Regions from separate parts of the Homo sapiens genome. Here regions 1, 3, 4 and 5 are each linked to region 2. A link is a contact called in ENCODE Hi-C data. All regions are on one chromosome and are shown on one strand. Each heading gives the region's core, a stretch centred on a gene start or an enhancer-like site at or near the end of the contact. The rest is flanking DNA. Distances are from core to core; before and after follow the strand shown. Region 1 holds the start of CACUL1 (CDK2 associated cullin domain 1). Region 2 holds the start of PLEKHA1 (pleckstrin homology domain containing A1). Region 3 overlaps ADAM12 (ADAM metallopeptidase domain 12). Region 4 holds the start of FAM204A (family with sequence similarity 204 member A). Region 5 holds the start of FANK1 (fibronectin type III and ankyrin repeat domains 1).

Region 1 (2,700 bases), core at 7-2,506, 3.6 Mb before region 2:
GACACAAGACATAACCCATCCTGAAAGGCTTATTCTTATGAGTGTAAGCTCTGAAAAGTGATTTTATGCATTATTAGCTTCAAGACGATGTCGGAGCTGCCACTGCATCGGAAAGCAACTCATTATTTCCCTAGCAGGATGCAAAAGTGTAACACAGTAGAGAAGGAACAAGGTGTAGATATAGGTCAACTTTCAAATTCCTTACTTGTTTAACACAGCCTGGCCAAAAACACAAGAACACAAGTTGCCAGATTTCTTTTCTCTCTCTGGCTGCAGAAGACTGAAGGCCTTTCCCTAACGAGACTCAGGCAGCCTTATTTTCCCCTCACTTTGAGGGTGAAACTTCAAGAGAAGACGGGTGCGAAAAGAGCTTCCCAATGTTGAGAGACTGCCAGTTGTGATAGGGATCGCACTGACCGAACTTGGGGCTCCGTGTGTACCAGGCTGCCTCTCTAGGCCAGGTAATACAAGAAGCCAGGGCCGCTCAGGCGCTGGCCGCAGACACCAAATGAGGGGGAGGGGACGGTGAGGGGGAAGGAGGCAGGGAGGCGAAGGCGGACGGGGAGAAGAGGAAAGACCGAGGCCTGAAACAAAGGAAGCGGAGCTTTCTCCAAGAGGGGGTGGATTCGGCGTCCGAGTGAGGTGGAGAAAAGCCAAGGCTGCAGGGAAAGGCTGGACTCACAGAACTTGGAGGTGGAGGTGTTGATGTTGATGGTGGAGCTGGCGGTGGGGGCGGGGGCCGCCTTGGCCACGGCGGCGGCCGCGTCGCAGCTCTTCAACATCATGATCACCCCATTAGCCTCCGGCGGTGGCTGCGGCCCCATCGGGAGCCCCTCCTTGGGGCCTTTCCTGTCCACGGAGACCGCGGGCACCGCCAGCAGCTGCCCCCCCGGAGGCTCTCGGGCAGGGGCCGGGATCGACGAGGGGGGCGGCGGAGGTGGCAGGGGCTGCCGGAAGCCGTCCACCGCAGCCTCCCAGTTGTTGTGGTTCTGGTCGTCCATCATCGCCTCGTAGCTGCCCCCCTCCTCCTCTTCCATGCTTTCCTCCATCCTGCTGGCCCCCGGCACCCGCCCGCCTCACAGGCACCTGCCGCCTGTCTCAACCCCGGGCCAGCGGGCACCGCTGCCTCCCCGAGTTACATCGCCGGCGGCAGGAATGGGCGCAGCGGAGAGGGCTGCGGTGCGCAGGGTCTCTCGCTCTCCGCGGGGCCGACTAGCTTGAAGACGCGGCTGACGGCGGTGGGCGCTCCGGGGCTCTAGTCTGGGAGAGGCAGCCGTAAAGCAGCGGCGCTCCTCACGACGTTTTACAGCGGCTTCCAACAGGCAGTTGGAAAGGGCAGCTGGGGGCGCGGCCAGGAGGGCACGTGGTGCGAGGGACTGGCCGCGAGAAAGCGGAGCCAAAAGGGGCGGGAGCTGTGAGTCACTCCCACGCAACAGGGCAGAGGTTCGCCCCGCCTCGGCTGGCAGGGAGCTAACAGGGGAGGCGCGACGGGTCGGGACGGGCATTCGCCGGCCCCGCCCCCTGCCCGGCCTCACGTGACAAAGGTGTGTCTTGCGCACGCGCGTTCGCAATCTGGTTACCATGACGACGAGGCCCTCGCCGGTTCCTGAGGACGCGCGCGGAGCAGTCTTGGCAGTAGCTGTGGACTGGCCAGAGTGATTGGAGGTGTTTTCCTCGCGTCCTCCAAGTCTACGGGGCCTTCGCACCTCTGAGTGCCTGAGAGCCCCGGCTTTTGCTTGGGACGGAGGTACGGGACCACAAGAGGCCCCGGGGTCGCAGGTTATAAACGGATGAGACCGCCCTGGGCGGCCCGTGGTCCGACTGCTCTTGGGTCGGTCCCCAGCCGTCGCGACACACACGCACAAAATCGAGAATAAAAACCGAATCACACATAGCAGGATGGCGCAAAAAAGAAATGCGTTTGAGTTACTCATGTGTTTTTAAAATTCCTTTACGTTTGTATGCACTAAGGCCAGCAACCCAACTTTTAAAAATGCCGGCTCAGGCCGGGCGCGGTGGCTTACTCCTGTAATCCCAGCACTTTGGGAGGCTGAGGCGGGCGGATCACGAGGTCAGGAAATCGACACTATTCTGGCTAACACGGGAAACCCCGTTTCTACTAAAAATACAAAAAAGTTAGCCGGGCGTGGTGGCACGTGCCTGTTGTCCCAGCTAGCTGCTCGGGAGGCTGAGGCAGAATTGCTTGAACCCGGGAGGCAGAGGTTGCAGTGAGCCGAAATCGCGCCACTGCACTCCAGCCTGGGCAACAGAGCGAGACTCCATCTCAAAAAAAAAAAAAAAATGCGAGCTGGGCGCAGTGGCTCACGCCTGTAATTCAACCACTTGAGGAGACAGAGATGGGAGGCCCGCTTGTGCCCAGGAATTCGAGACCAGCCAGACCAGCATAACAAGACCACGCCTCTAAAAACAAAATTAGCCTGGCATGGTGGCGTGTGCCTGTGGTCCCAGCTACTCTGGAGGCTTAGGTGGATCACTTGAGCCCTGGAGGTCAAGGCTGCAGTGAGCCGAGATCGCGCAACTGCACTCCAGCCTGGGTGACAGAGTGAGACTGTCTCCAAAAAAAAAAAGAGAATTAAGTGGTATGCTGAAGGGGAAAACATAAAACCTTAGAATTACATGTGTGGCAAAAAGAGAGGCAGAAGGAAGGCAAATTCTGTTTCAAACAACTAATGGTTTATC
Region 2 (2,700 bases), core at 87-2,586:
TACACCTCTGATTCAGATAACAGGTAGGCTTCCTCTAAGATTTTAATAAAGACAAACTCAAAATCCTGTATGATGCCCCATGAAGAGAAACAAGTCAGGAGGCCAGGCTGAGCCCCCAGACTTCTAACCCAGTTCGCAAATAAAGAAAGTGGCAAAGTAGATAGATTCCAGCCTGTCACCAGGGTTGTGTCTTCTGTCCTAGCAGCTGTACAGCTTGTCTTACCACTGGACATTTGTTTCATGTACATTTTCACATAGGAAGGATATTCTAAAAGATGTTGATAAAGATTTTTTAAAGGGTTTGAAGGGGATAGGATGTGATCTAAGGTTGTGCAAGGAGAGGAAAGGAAGAAGCACACAAAAAGAACAAATATTTATTAAGAGCCTAGAGTGGCATGCGCTGTGAAAGGCGTGGCATGTAATTCTTTCCCAGTTCTTTGCCTGTCTGAATATTTCTCATTCTTCAGGTTTCAGCTCAGATATCACATCCTCAGAGAACTTGCCTTGCCACTCTCTCTGAAGAGCCTCCCCCCGTCCCCGCCACCGCTACTGTCTCTTGAACTTTCTCAGTCTGGCCATTCTATTAAAATCTGGAACGATTTTGCTAGTTTGCGGACGAGTTTCCCCCAAGCTGCAGGCTCCATAAGGGCAGTGACAGTGTCTCTTTCTCAGATGAATGCCGGGTTGCCTATCGCGTACTTGGCACACAGTTAAGTGCTCGAGAAATTGCTAAACACTCAACGAATATTTACCAGAATACATATTTATGCTCCACCGTTGCTGAAAGAATTTCGACTAACCCTTCTTTAAGTCTCTCTTACCCTCCTGTACTATTAACACCATTGTAAGTAGGCAGTGGAGCTACATTTGCAGGGAGAGAGAAGAGCGAAAAATTGGCGCGCAGAGCTGTAAAGCGTTTTTCTCCAGGTCACACCGCAGCCTGTAAATTTGTGACACTTGGACCGATTATGGGACAGCTTGCAAACAAATTATCTGCAAACTAACGAAGCCTATTTTTAAAGATCCCTGTTCCTCGCAGCTCTAGGCGATGACATCAGAGAACCCGGAGTTCTACCTCCGAGCCAAGCCCAGTGGTGGTCAAAAACTACGAATACCAGGAAGCACCGCGGCGCGGCGGCCCAGAGCTCCGCGCGCAGGCCTCCCCGGCGCGCCGAGGCCGCCGCCGCTGGAACCAGGAAGACGCCAGAAACTCGGCCCGCCACGCCGCAGGGACCCGCGCGGGGCCTGCCGGGACTCGTAGTCTCTGCGGGCTGGGAGCGCCCGCTCCGGAATCTCAGCCGCCGTCTGAGGGCTGAGGCAGCGTGGGGACGCGTGCGCAGTGCGCGGGCTGGCCGTCGCGGACGCCGCTCCGGGCAGCCGAGCCTCTGTGGGAGCCGGGGCCGCGGCGGCGCGGGTGCTCCGGGCCGAGGCCGCGGTAAAGTTTAGCTTGAAGAACGCGGCCGCGCTGGAGCAGGGGTGGTGGACGGGGCCAGGCGCGAGGTGGCGGCGGCTGCGGGGCTGCCGGGCTGCTGGAGCGCGGTTCCCGCTGTGGCGAGCGGGGAGGCGTCCGCAGAGGGGCGGTGGGTGCTGGTGAGTGCGGAGCCGGCGCCCCCTCTGCGCACGTCCGCGCCACGCGCCACAGCACCTGGAGGCCGCCGGGCCGGCTCACCTGCCCTGGCTTGGGGCAGCGGGAGGGGGCGGCGTCTTCTTCCCGTGGGTCCCCGATTGTTTTCCCGACGTCAGCCCTCAGCGGCGCCCGGCGGGGGAGGGCGGGAGGCCCGCGGCGGTCGCGGGGCCGACGAGCTCCTCGGCGTCTCCGCCCCCCGAGAAATCCCGCTCGGGGCGCGGTGCGCGCAGCTGCCCGGGGATTCCCGGTGGCGCCGGTCGGAGCGCCTCCCTCCAGGGCTGTGCCCGCGGGGCGCGCGTCCCCGGGCATCCTTTCCTGGTGTTTAATGCATTTTGGCTTCAGGACTTGCCGAGGCCGAAGCCGGCTCCGCCCTGGGCCCTGAAGTCGGGCGGTGTCCGCGATTTACCTCCGCACCTTCGGGGCAGGTGGCCAGAGGCAGCGTTGAAAGCGACTTGCCCAAGGTCACGCAGGTGGCACCGGGGAGGCGACCAGACCCAGGTCTTTCGACGCCGAGGCCAGCTGCCAACCGCAGAGCTTTGGGGCCGTCTTGAGTGGTTTGTGGTTTGTTTCAGATGCTTTCTATTGACCTCCTGGAAAGAGGGGAAAGTGTGTCATAATGAAAGCGGTCCTGTTGCTTATAGTGTTTACCGCCTTTGGTAGAATTCTGGTGAGGCTGTGCCCCCGCGCAGAGCATCTACCGTGGTCTGGGCGTATAAATAATGAAACTCCTTTGCTCTCTGGGGGCAGTACAAGAAGAGGTTCAAGGAACAAATAAATATCCAGGCAGTTTCTGCGTTTTCCTCGTCTGTTTGTTTCACCTTCCAATTCTGCAGTACTGGTTTTCTTATTTTACAATTGATCGTTGTTTTAATAAGATTTTCTTTGTTTTAATGAAGTCATTGCCCCTTGTGAGTTAGTTTTCTAAATAGAAAATCTTATTTCCTGTGTGTTTAATGACTGGAACAAATAGTGCACTATGAGGTTTACACCATTGTCTTTCATCTTAGAACTCCTGATCAATCTGCTTTATTTTCCCAAGTACTCAGCTTGCATACTTTCTATGTTAATTTGAT
Region 3 (2,833 bases), core at 64-2,563, 3.7 Mb after region 2:
AGACCCTTAGTAGTGATCACAGGGGGCTCTAGCTAGAGTTCTGGTGTCTCATAACAAAGTTAATTAAAGTTAATTTAAAAAGTGAACAGCAAAAATCTTGAACTATAATTTCTAGTTCCATAAAGTGAATCCATAAATCTTCAATACATCAATCTATGAAACTGAACATTTACAGGGCCCCCACACTGAACCTGCTGAACTCCCCAGGGTTGCTCAAGCCAGAGGCCCGGGCAGTGACTGACTCCATTTCCCTCTTCCCCAGGACCAGCACGAGCACCGTGTCCTGTGTCCCCTCCTGTTGGCCCAGTCCGCACTCTAGAATCTGAGCCCAGGCCAGTCCACACTCCTCTAGATCTTCGCACAGCCAGCTATCTCGGCTTCAGAATGCATGTTTCCCTCGCCCCCTTCAGACCTCAACAGATGCAGGGTCCCCAGGAGCCTTCCTGACAACCCCCTGCCGCTCTGTGGGGGTTGCTCCCCTCCCATGATGCCCTCTCTCCCTGCAGTCGTACCCCTCACTTATGCCATGTCATTCTTGCTTAATGTCTCTCCAGGACCCAGGAGAGTGGCTGGTGTGTGGCAGACACACAAGTACTTGTTTAATGAGCCCCTGAGCCATGGCCAGGCCAGGGAGCAGTGAGCCATGCTTGCTCATGGCCTGCCTTGATTTTATATATGTATGAACAGGGTGGAGGCAGCGGTATTTCAAATGCACTCTATTTTATGCAGTAATGGCCACGGGGGATGGAGTTAGGCTCTTACATTGTTTTCACTTTTTAACATTCTTACTTGTTAAATGAAGGGTTGGTGACTCTGTGGGTTCCCTGGCTTTCTGCAAACCCTCAAACCTGAGTACTGCTGGTCACGCATGTCCACAGCAAAGAGCCAGAGTTCACCGCCCTTTCTCCTACCTTCTTCTCCAGTTTGTTTCATTGCCATTCAGTTTGCTTGGATGGAGATGGAATGGGTGGCAGGGTCTCTGATAAATTAAAAACTAAAACCCTGCTATTTTCATATAATAAATGCTAAAAGCCATATCAGAGCATTAAGTTGCAGCCAGAGACCAGTCATCAGGGCTGCCAAGGCTGAGGTGTCACTGGGGAAAGGGGACACTGGGCCCAACCCTTGCTTCTCCCCCACTGCTGTGGAGGCTCAGTGAAAGGCCAGACTTTTGAGTCCTCTTCCTCCTTGCTGCAGGGCTGGGGCCTGCCAGAGTGGTAACCTGCTACTCTCTCAGGAGCAGCACTGAAGCATGTCCATGTTTTAGCAGAAGCTCAACCAGGAAGTCGCTGCCCTTCCTTGCACTGTTTCTGCAGACGTGCCTGGTAGGCTGGACTTCCCCTCCTGAGCCCCGAGAACTGTGTTGTGTCTGTTGTCATGGAAACGATGGCAAAGCCACAGAGTCAATGCTGCCAGTCACAGGAGGCCTTGGGGACGCGTGACCTCCTCTGCAGCAGCACTGGTCACGGTCTCCATGTCATGGGAGGGCTCAGATGAGTGTCAGTGAGGCAGTAGACGCATGCTCCTGCGATCCCACGGGCTCCTGGCCCTGGCCGCGCTCCCTGTTGGACTCTGCAGCTTCCTGCCTTGCTTCTTTCCCTCGAAAAGAGGCATCATTTAGACTTGCCCCTGAATTGCCCAATAAGAACTCAGAGAAAACAGCACCGCACCAGTAAACCATTTCTAAAGGTCATCCGAGGAGAAATGGCCACGAGTTCAAGCACAGCTGCTACTAAGAGCTTCTTGGGGGACAGGCAGACCTGTGTGTGTGTAAATCTTAGCGAGATCACATTAGGCAAATTACTTAACTTCCCTGAGCCTCAGGTCCTAGGTATGTGAGAAAAGAATCATACCACCTTCTTCAGAGTTGTATAAGGAGGGGATGACATCATGGGCATAAAATGCACCACACAGCACCTGCACACATCATTCCATATGCAAAAGCTGTTGCAATGACTCCCACTGCTGCCGTGACTGTCACCTTTACTAAGAGGTGGGTGTCTTTCCAGTAAGATTTTTAAAAGGCATTAAACTTCACACCTTGTCACCCTACCACACAGATGTCGGCCTTTACAAAGTACTTTGATACAGTGATGACATTCATACCCATTCAGCAGTTCACTATAGAAATGACCTTAGTTAAGAAAAGTGTCGCAGGCTAAGGAACTGGCAAACTCAGCCACTCAGTCAAAGCAGAGAGCAAGGAGCCTCAGAGAAGATCGGGCAGGGATGAGAGGGGCATCTGGAAACTGCGGGAGACCCTAGGCTGTGTAGACCCATGTGGGGTCCCCACTGGGTTTCTTGTTGGCTCTACCTGCACCCATGCTGACAGCTGGCGAGCCCACCCGCCCCCAGGTGCTCAGCCTCCTCCCACCGGGATGCAGGGGCTTCACTGACCTGCTTGCCGGATGGGGCCGCTGTCTGTGCTTCCTCCAAAGCCAAACTTGTCACAGAAGGGAGGTGCCCAGTGGGCCTCGCAGTGGCAGTTCTTCCTGTTGTTGCACACCTTTCAGGGCAGAGGGGAGGGACGTGGGGTTAGGGCATATGCTCTGTGCATCACCACAGCAGAAGCAAGGGGGGCCATGGTCAGAGCCCCCCCCCAACACTGACACAGCCAGACTCAGCACACGCCATGGTGCGAATAAGCCCAAAGCCGGCACTACACACCACACAGGGGCGACCAAACCTGAGGCTGTGAAGATGCATCATCTGCCTATTAGTGGCTGTAAAGAGAGTGATGAAGATTATTTGGGTTCATCAGCTTGCCTCCCCCACCCACCTCACTTCCTTCTCCATCTCCCCATCTTCCTTTTTCAATCTGGAAAACTGTCTG
Region 4 (2,700 bases), core at 109-2,608, 4.0 Mb before region 2:
ACTGGGGCTGAGAATGATCTTAGCCTATAATTACAGACTTGTTAAATTTGGTTAAGAATTTTTTTCTGTACTTTTTGAGTACAGAAAGCTATGCAAGATGCTATACTAAGTTGCATACATCAAAGTCAAAGTCACAGTCAGAGGTTTGAGTAATAATGTCATATTTTCTGGACAACCAGACAGCTGCTTATAATCAAAACCCAAAAGATATATTTGAGCAGCTCGATGGGTAAATGTTTTCCATCTCTATTCCAGAATTTAAATTCCATTTTCATCGTATAAGGCTGTCTTATTTCCTATATTTTGTATTTGATTAGAAATAATTCCAGAAGCCTGAACTTCGTCTGATCTAAAATTAATTTCACTTGTATACTAATTATAAGCCACAATTATTTAACAATCTGAAGATTGTAATTTACATCATAATCAGAGTCTGTGACTTAAAAATAGTTACTATTTTCAAGCATGTTAACATCAACATTAACGTAAATATCCTATTTACTTTTATGAAATGAATGTGTTCCTTTTCTCAAAAAAGGTACAGAAAGGACAACTGAATTACAGGCCTGAGAGCGAATCCAGAAAAACTACTTATTTAGCAAGATTTTGCATGTATTCAACTGTTTTAATTAAAGAGAGTGTTCGTTTACTTGAGGCCTGGAAAACATTTTCCCAGACCCAAGATCCTGCATGGAAAGACAATAAACCAAGTTAACAGTTCAAGGCTCATTTTAAGTCGATTCCGCTGTGAGAATACTTACAGGGTCCAAGATTGCAAGAGGATGGGTCTAGAAAGGTACACCGTTCCTGCTTGGCTGCACAACCCGGAATTCTGCAGGCTTTCTGGCGGCAATGCCACACTCCAATCCCAAAAGAGAGAGAAGCCCCTCCCGGGCACAGAACTAAGCGCTGCACATTCCGGCGAAGGATGTCTAGCCTGCTGGCAGTCCCATTAACTGGAGCTGTTTTCCGGAATACAGCAACTGTAAACGTGAGCCTGTTTTCCCTATCGACAGCCTCCTCAATCCCCTCTCACTTTGACCTGGGTGGGACGGAGAACCCCCTCCACATAACAGGCTGGGGAGGCCGCTGCGACGCCCCTTTCGAGGAAGGCTGAGGGCGGCCCCGCCGTCGCTTCCGCGGCCCCGGGCCGGGGGCTTTTCTAGCCTGCTCCGGGAGGCTCGGCCGAGGAGCTATGAGGCCGCCCATGCCGCCTCCCTCGGCTGCCCACAAGAGGCCCTCCCAGACTCATCATGCCGGAGCCCGAACCGGCGGGTAACCAACCCTCCATAAGCCGTACTCACCTGTCAGGAAGTGGTCGCCCAGCAGCCATCTTAGGACCCCGTCAACATCGCGCCTTCTCATTGGCTCCTGCGTCTCAACCAATGGGCTGGGGCCGTTCTGGCCCTAGGGTCGCCTTAGCAACCGGCCTCCTGGGGCTTCCCTTTTTAGTCCGCCCGAAGGAGGTGGTTCCTTTCTTTCTTTTTTTTCTCTCTTTTATCTTGCCGTTTTCTCTTTCTTCTGAACATTTTTAAAGACTTTGTTCTTTCTTCATTCCCTGCTGTAGGCCAATGCGTCTGGGCAAGGAAAGGGCTGACATAGACCTTGAACTGAGAGTTGATGCCACCAGGAGGGAGAATCTTGCAGAGTGCTTTCTTTCTAGGCCCCTCTGCAAACGTCTTCATTCATTCATCCTTTCCCCTCACTCTCTTCCTTTTTTTTAATTTTTTTTCTTTCTTCACCTATTTATTGGGCGCCTACTTTGTACCAGGCATCGTGCTAATCTCTGGTTAGCAGAAAACATGCTGACTCTTGCTCTCTTGGCGCCTACCGTCTGGTGATGGGGTCCAAGGTGCTTCACTGACTGGACCAAAAGTTTACCGAACTTCTTTTTTTCTTATTTGTGGCAGGCACTGTGTTATGCCCAGAAGGGGGTGCTTGGGGAACATAGAAAATAAGGGGAAAAAAAAGAGAGAGAAAAGCACTGCGAAGAGGATAAAATACCCTATGGATAGGGATGGGAATAGGGCTATTTTAGAAATATTTGCATTTTCCGAAATACTGTTTTATAATAAGAATAACATTAAGTGTACCTATTTGCTAATTTTGTGATGATTATATAAGAAAAGCCTGGGCAACAGAACCAGACCCTATTTCAAAAAAAGAAAAGAAAAGAAAATACAGTAGGCTTCCCTCATCTGTGGCTTCTCTTAGCCTGATTTCAGTTACCTGGGGTCAACCAAGGTCCAAACACATTAAGTAAAAAATTCCAGAAATAAGCAATTCAAATGTTTCATTGCAAGCCCATTCTGGATATCCTGATGAAATCTGCAGTGTGAATCATCGCTTTGTCCATGCATGCTGTTAGGCTACCAGGTTCTTAGTCACTTAGTAGCCATCTTGGTTATCAGATTGAAAAACTATATGTGGGGTTCGCCATTATTCCAGGATTCAGGCATCTACCGGGGAGTCTTGGAAGGTATTCCCTGCGGATAAGGGAGGCTACTGTACACATAAAGACTTTAACATGTTACCTAGCCCACGCTAATTTTCAATCTCAGCTGTTTTTTGCTGTTAACATTACCAATAATGTCTTTCTTCAAAGCAAGCTAAATGTGTATAAAATTTTGCATTGCACTCAGTAATATATCTCAATTTCACATCAACAGATGGTTAAGCCTATTAACTATCCACTAAACC
Region 5 (2,700 bases), core at 31-2,530, 3.5 Mb after region 2:
GATTAGTAATCACTTCCATGACCCCCAAAACGGCTCTTCCTTCCATTTCCCTCAAGTACTGTCTGGAGCAGCGGTTGGAATTAATAGAGGGGCCATAATCTCCAGACCTGAATACCAAATCAATCCTGCAGCCCCCCACACCCTTAATGCCCCTGCACTTTCTTGCTTATCCTTTTTCTCTCGTCTCCATTTTTCTTTCCTCCTTCTGGTGTTCCGGAACCTATGATACTCTCCTGGTTGTTTGAATTTTTACAACCTACCAGATAATAATCTCTTGTGATCCTCAAAGCTTCCTTAAAGCAAACCCTGAATCACTGTGTTTTAAAACCAGTATGAAAGACTATTGTGTGGGATAATGTTACATTGTTTCACAGCCCTACAAAGTTTGGCCACAAAACGTGTGGGCAGATTCCGTAACTCAACCGGAAACGCGAAGGACTGAAACAAATCAACACACAAAAAACGAAGCCAGCGAGAAAGATCCAACCCGGGCCCCCTGCCTGAAATGGGACACGGGGATGACGGGGCAAAGCCGGGCAAAACCGTGCTCCTGGCTCTCGCGATTCAGGAGACGCGCCAGGCTCACTGGGGACGACAGCGACGACGGCGGCGGCTCGCATTGCTCCACGCTTCCCGTCAGGGGGGCTCGAGGGACCGCCCCAGGCCCGGCCCATGCCCGGGCTCGGAGGGAGCCCCTGGTGCGAGGGCTGCCCGCAGGGCTCCGTCCTCCCGCTGAGGCGCGGCTCCCGGAGCAGGAGGCGCGGAGGCCGCCCTCGGCGTTTCGGAGTCGGGGCGGGGAACGTCCACGGCCAACTGCGGGCAGGGGACCCCCAGGCGGCTACAACAGGTGCGCCGGGGCCGCCCACCCGGCTCGGGGCGCGCCCGCCCCTGCGCCGACCCCCGACCCCTTCCGCCGCCGGGGCCCCGCTGTTACCTGCAGCGGCGGCTCCCGATTCCCGGGAGGGCGGCCCAGGGCCGGCGCCTTACCCGCGGGCAGGCCCACTCGCCCGACGGACGCCGCGGGTCGGCGACAGCGGGGACCGCGGGTCGGCGACGTCGGGGCACAGGTCCTGCGGGGCCGCGGGGGCCGCCAGGGAGGGCGCGACCGCCTGACCGGGCTTCAGGAGCAGTGTCCTCAGCCGGTGACCTGGCCGCTACCCTCGCTCAGTGTCCCCGGCGACGCGCGGGTCCTCACGCGCTCCCTCACTTCCTGCGGCTTTTGGTCCCTCCCGCTCGCCGTCCCTTTAGTTCTGCCCACTTCGCCTCCGGGTTGTCAGGGCAACCGTAGCGACGCCGGCCCTGGCTGAGAGGCGTTAGGAGTCCGGGGGTTCGCCCGCGGAGGCCGGGGAGCAGCCGACCATGGAGCCCCAGAGTAAGGGAGGCCCGGGCTGGAGCTGGGACCGGGGCGGGCGACCGGGCTGGGGCTCCCCGGGAACGAGTGTGGGCGCCCCGCGCGCGACTCCGCAGGTTTCAACGCTCGGACACGGAAATACGGTTTGCGTCTCCTCGCGCTTTTCTCTCCTGGAGAGGGGAGAAGGGGGCTACATCCTGCCAAGTCTGTATGGTTGGGCCGCCGGCGCCCTAGAGTCCGCGCTGGGGGCTGGGAGCGACTGGAGAGCCCCGAGGTATGGGTGGGGAAGGGCGCAGCGACCCCAGCGTGCGTCTTCCTGAAACTTCGCCCGGACGGTTCCATTTACTCCTCCTCCTACTCATGATTTTAGTTTGGTAGTTTGGTTCATTAATTGTAAGTAGCCCATTTTTCTTCTAAAATGTCAGCAATTAAACACGTCCGAGGCTGGGTCTTGTATTTATTAGAGACCCCGTCTTACTCCCCGCCCCCCGCCCCACACCCCTAGTCTGCGACTTGAAGGAGAGAGAGAGAAAAGAAGAGCTTTGTCCAAGTGTATTTGATTCATTCTTAGGGGTTCTACAAGTTAGGACACTCAAAAAATGTTTGTAATCTCTTTTTCTGTTTTCCCATGTTGCTTTCGATGTATGGCAAAAGTTGTGCAGTTTTGAGTTATCAGATCTAAACACGAGCTCTAACTTACTATTTTTGTTGTTGTTTTTACCTTTCCAGGGACTTTGTTTCAAGGCCTTTCTTTCTCTGCCCCGCCTAAGCTGTCTTATTGTTCCTTTTGTTCTCAAAATAAGGGGAGTGTTTTGTATGGAGACTTAAAATTTATCTAAAACCTTTATAGAAGGATGCAGTTTGACTCTCAAACCAAGTCGTCTTATCTTGTACAATTTCAGAAATGAAGAACTCAGACCAAATCTATTCTCTGGGGAAAATGTTGGCATTTTTAAAGGTCATTCGTTTTCCACCAAGAAAGTTTCAAATACTTTTCCTTTTAACTCATTTGCTGAGGAGAAAGCTTGCAAGTTGTGACTTATAGTTGCTTGATAGATTTTGTACAGTATTTGTCATTTGCATTTACAGCTCTTTGGATTCTACATTTTTTTAACCTAGTAAAAGAAATTTAGCATACAAGAACGCTAAAATTTTTGTTTTATGTCAAACTGATGGCAGGCTGTGTATATTCCCGCCTTAGAGAAGTGAGTTGAAATATACCTTTTAAAAACAGCAACTTGGCCTGGCCCGGTGGCTCACGCCTGTAATCCCAGCACTTTGGGAGGCTGAGGCAGGCGGATCACGAGGTCAGGAGATTGAGACCATCTTGGCCAGCATAGTGAAACCCA

The links. A loop is a pair of places that touch in the nucleus more often than their neighbours do. Pooled maps may share reads with other maps.
Region 1: a map of CD8-positive, alpha-beta T cell shows a loop between it and region 2 (11-fold over the local background). The contact joins the promoter of CACUL1 here to the promoter of PLEKHA1 in region 2. A Hi-C loop is called at or near these places in 1 of 168 maps with a recorded cell type or tissue (CD8-positive, alpha-beta T cell), 2 of 37 single-sample maps with no recorded cell type and 10 of 50 pooled maps.
Region 3: a loop to region 2 is called in a map of B cell, with 9 times the contacts of the local background. The contact joins the enhancer-like site here to the promoter of PLEKHA1 in region 2. A Hi-C loop is called at or near these places in 2 of 168 maps with a recorded cell type or tissue (B cell and endothelial cell of umbilical vein) and 2 of 50 pooled maps.
Region 4: a map of B cell shows a loop between it and region 2 (15-fold over the local background). The contact joins the promoter of FAM204A here to the promoter of PLEKHA1 in region 2. A Hi-C loop is called at or near these places in 1 of 168 maps with a recorded cell type or tissue (B cell), 1 of 37 single-sample maps with no recorded cell type and 6 of 50 pooled maps.
Region 5: a map of B cell shows a loop between it and region 2 (14-fold over the local background). The contact joins the promoter of FANK1 here to the promoter of PLEKHA1 in region 2. A Hi-C loop is called at or near these places in 1 of 168 maps with a recorded cell type or tissue (B cell), 1 of 37 single-sample maps with no recorded cell type and 5 of 50 pooled maps.

The regions. Positions count from the first base shown.
Region 1 is chr10:118,753,714-118,756,413 of GRCh38, forward strand. It overlaps CACUL1 (CDK2 associated cullin domain 1), which reads right to left and starts at 1,257. Exons shown (of 9, transcript NM_153810.5): 1 at 683-1,257. The coding sequence starts at 1,049. RefSeq lists enhancers at 1,186-1,325, 1,324-1,618.
Region 2 is chr10:122,373,372-122,376,071 of GRCh38, forward strand. PLEKHA1 (pleckstrin homology domain containing A1) reads left to right here and starts at 1,337. Exons shown (of 12, transcript NM_001001974.4): 1 at 1,337-1,435. RefSeq lists silencers at 1,045-1,194, 1,335-1,444, 1,485-1,554, 1,575-1,734, 1,745-1,944.
Region 3 is chr10:126,040,643-126,043,475 of GRCh38, forward strand. ADAM12 (ADAM metallopeptidase domain 12) reads right to left here. Exons shown (of 23, transcript NM_001288973.2): 18 at 2,398-2,506. Among named protein-coding and RNA genes, the nearest start is that of FANK1-AS1, 69 kb to the left of the region's middle. RefSeq lists an enhancer at 2,272-2,833. Within about 2 kb of position 1,314, at least 19 of the 41 ENCODE cell types and tissues checked have a DNase peak (open chromatin) inside an H3K27ac peak, as active enhancers do; they include B cell and endothelial cell of umbilical vein, where a contact is called at or near this core.
Region 4 is chr10:118,340,966-118,343,665 of GRCh38, forward strand. FAM204A (family with sequence similarity 204 member A) reads right to left here and starts at 1,359. Exons shown (of 9, transcript NM_022063.3): 1 at 1,305-1,359; 2 at 762-962. RefSeq lists enhancers at 1,164-1,663, 1,300-1,519.
Region 5 is chr10:125,895,284-125,897,983 of GRCh38, forward strand. FANK1 (fibronectin type III and ankyrin repeat domains 1) reads left to right here and starts at 1,281. Exons shown (of 11, transcript NM_145235.5): 1 at 1,281-1,372. The coding sequence starts at 1,360. It also overlaps a transcript of DHX32 not described here. RefSeq lists silencers at 786-865, 1,086-1,165, 1,326-1,465, 1,557-1,851.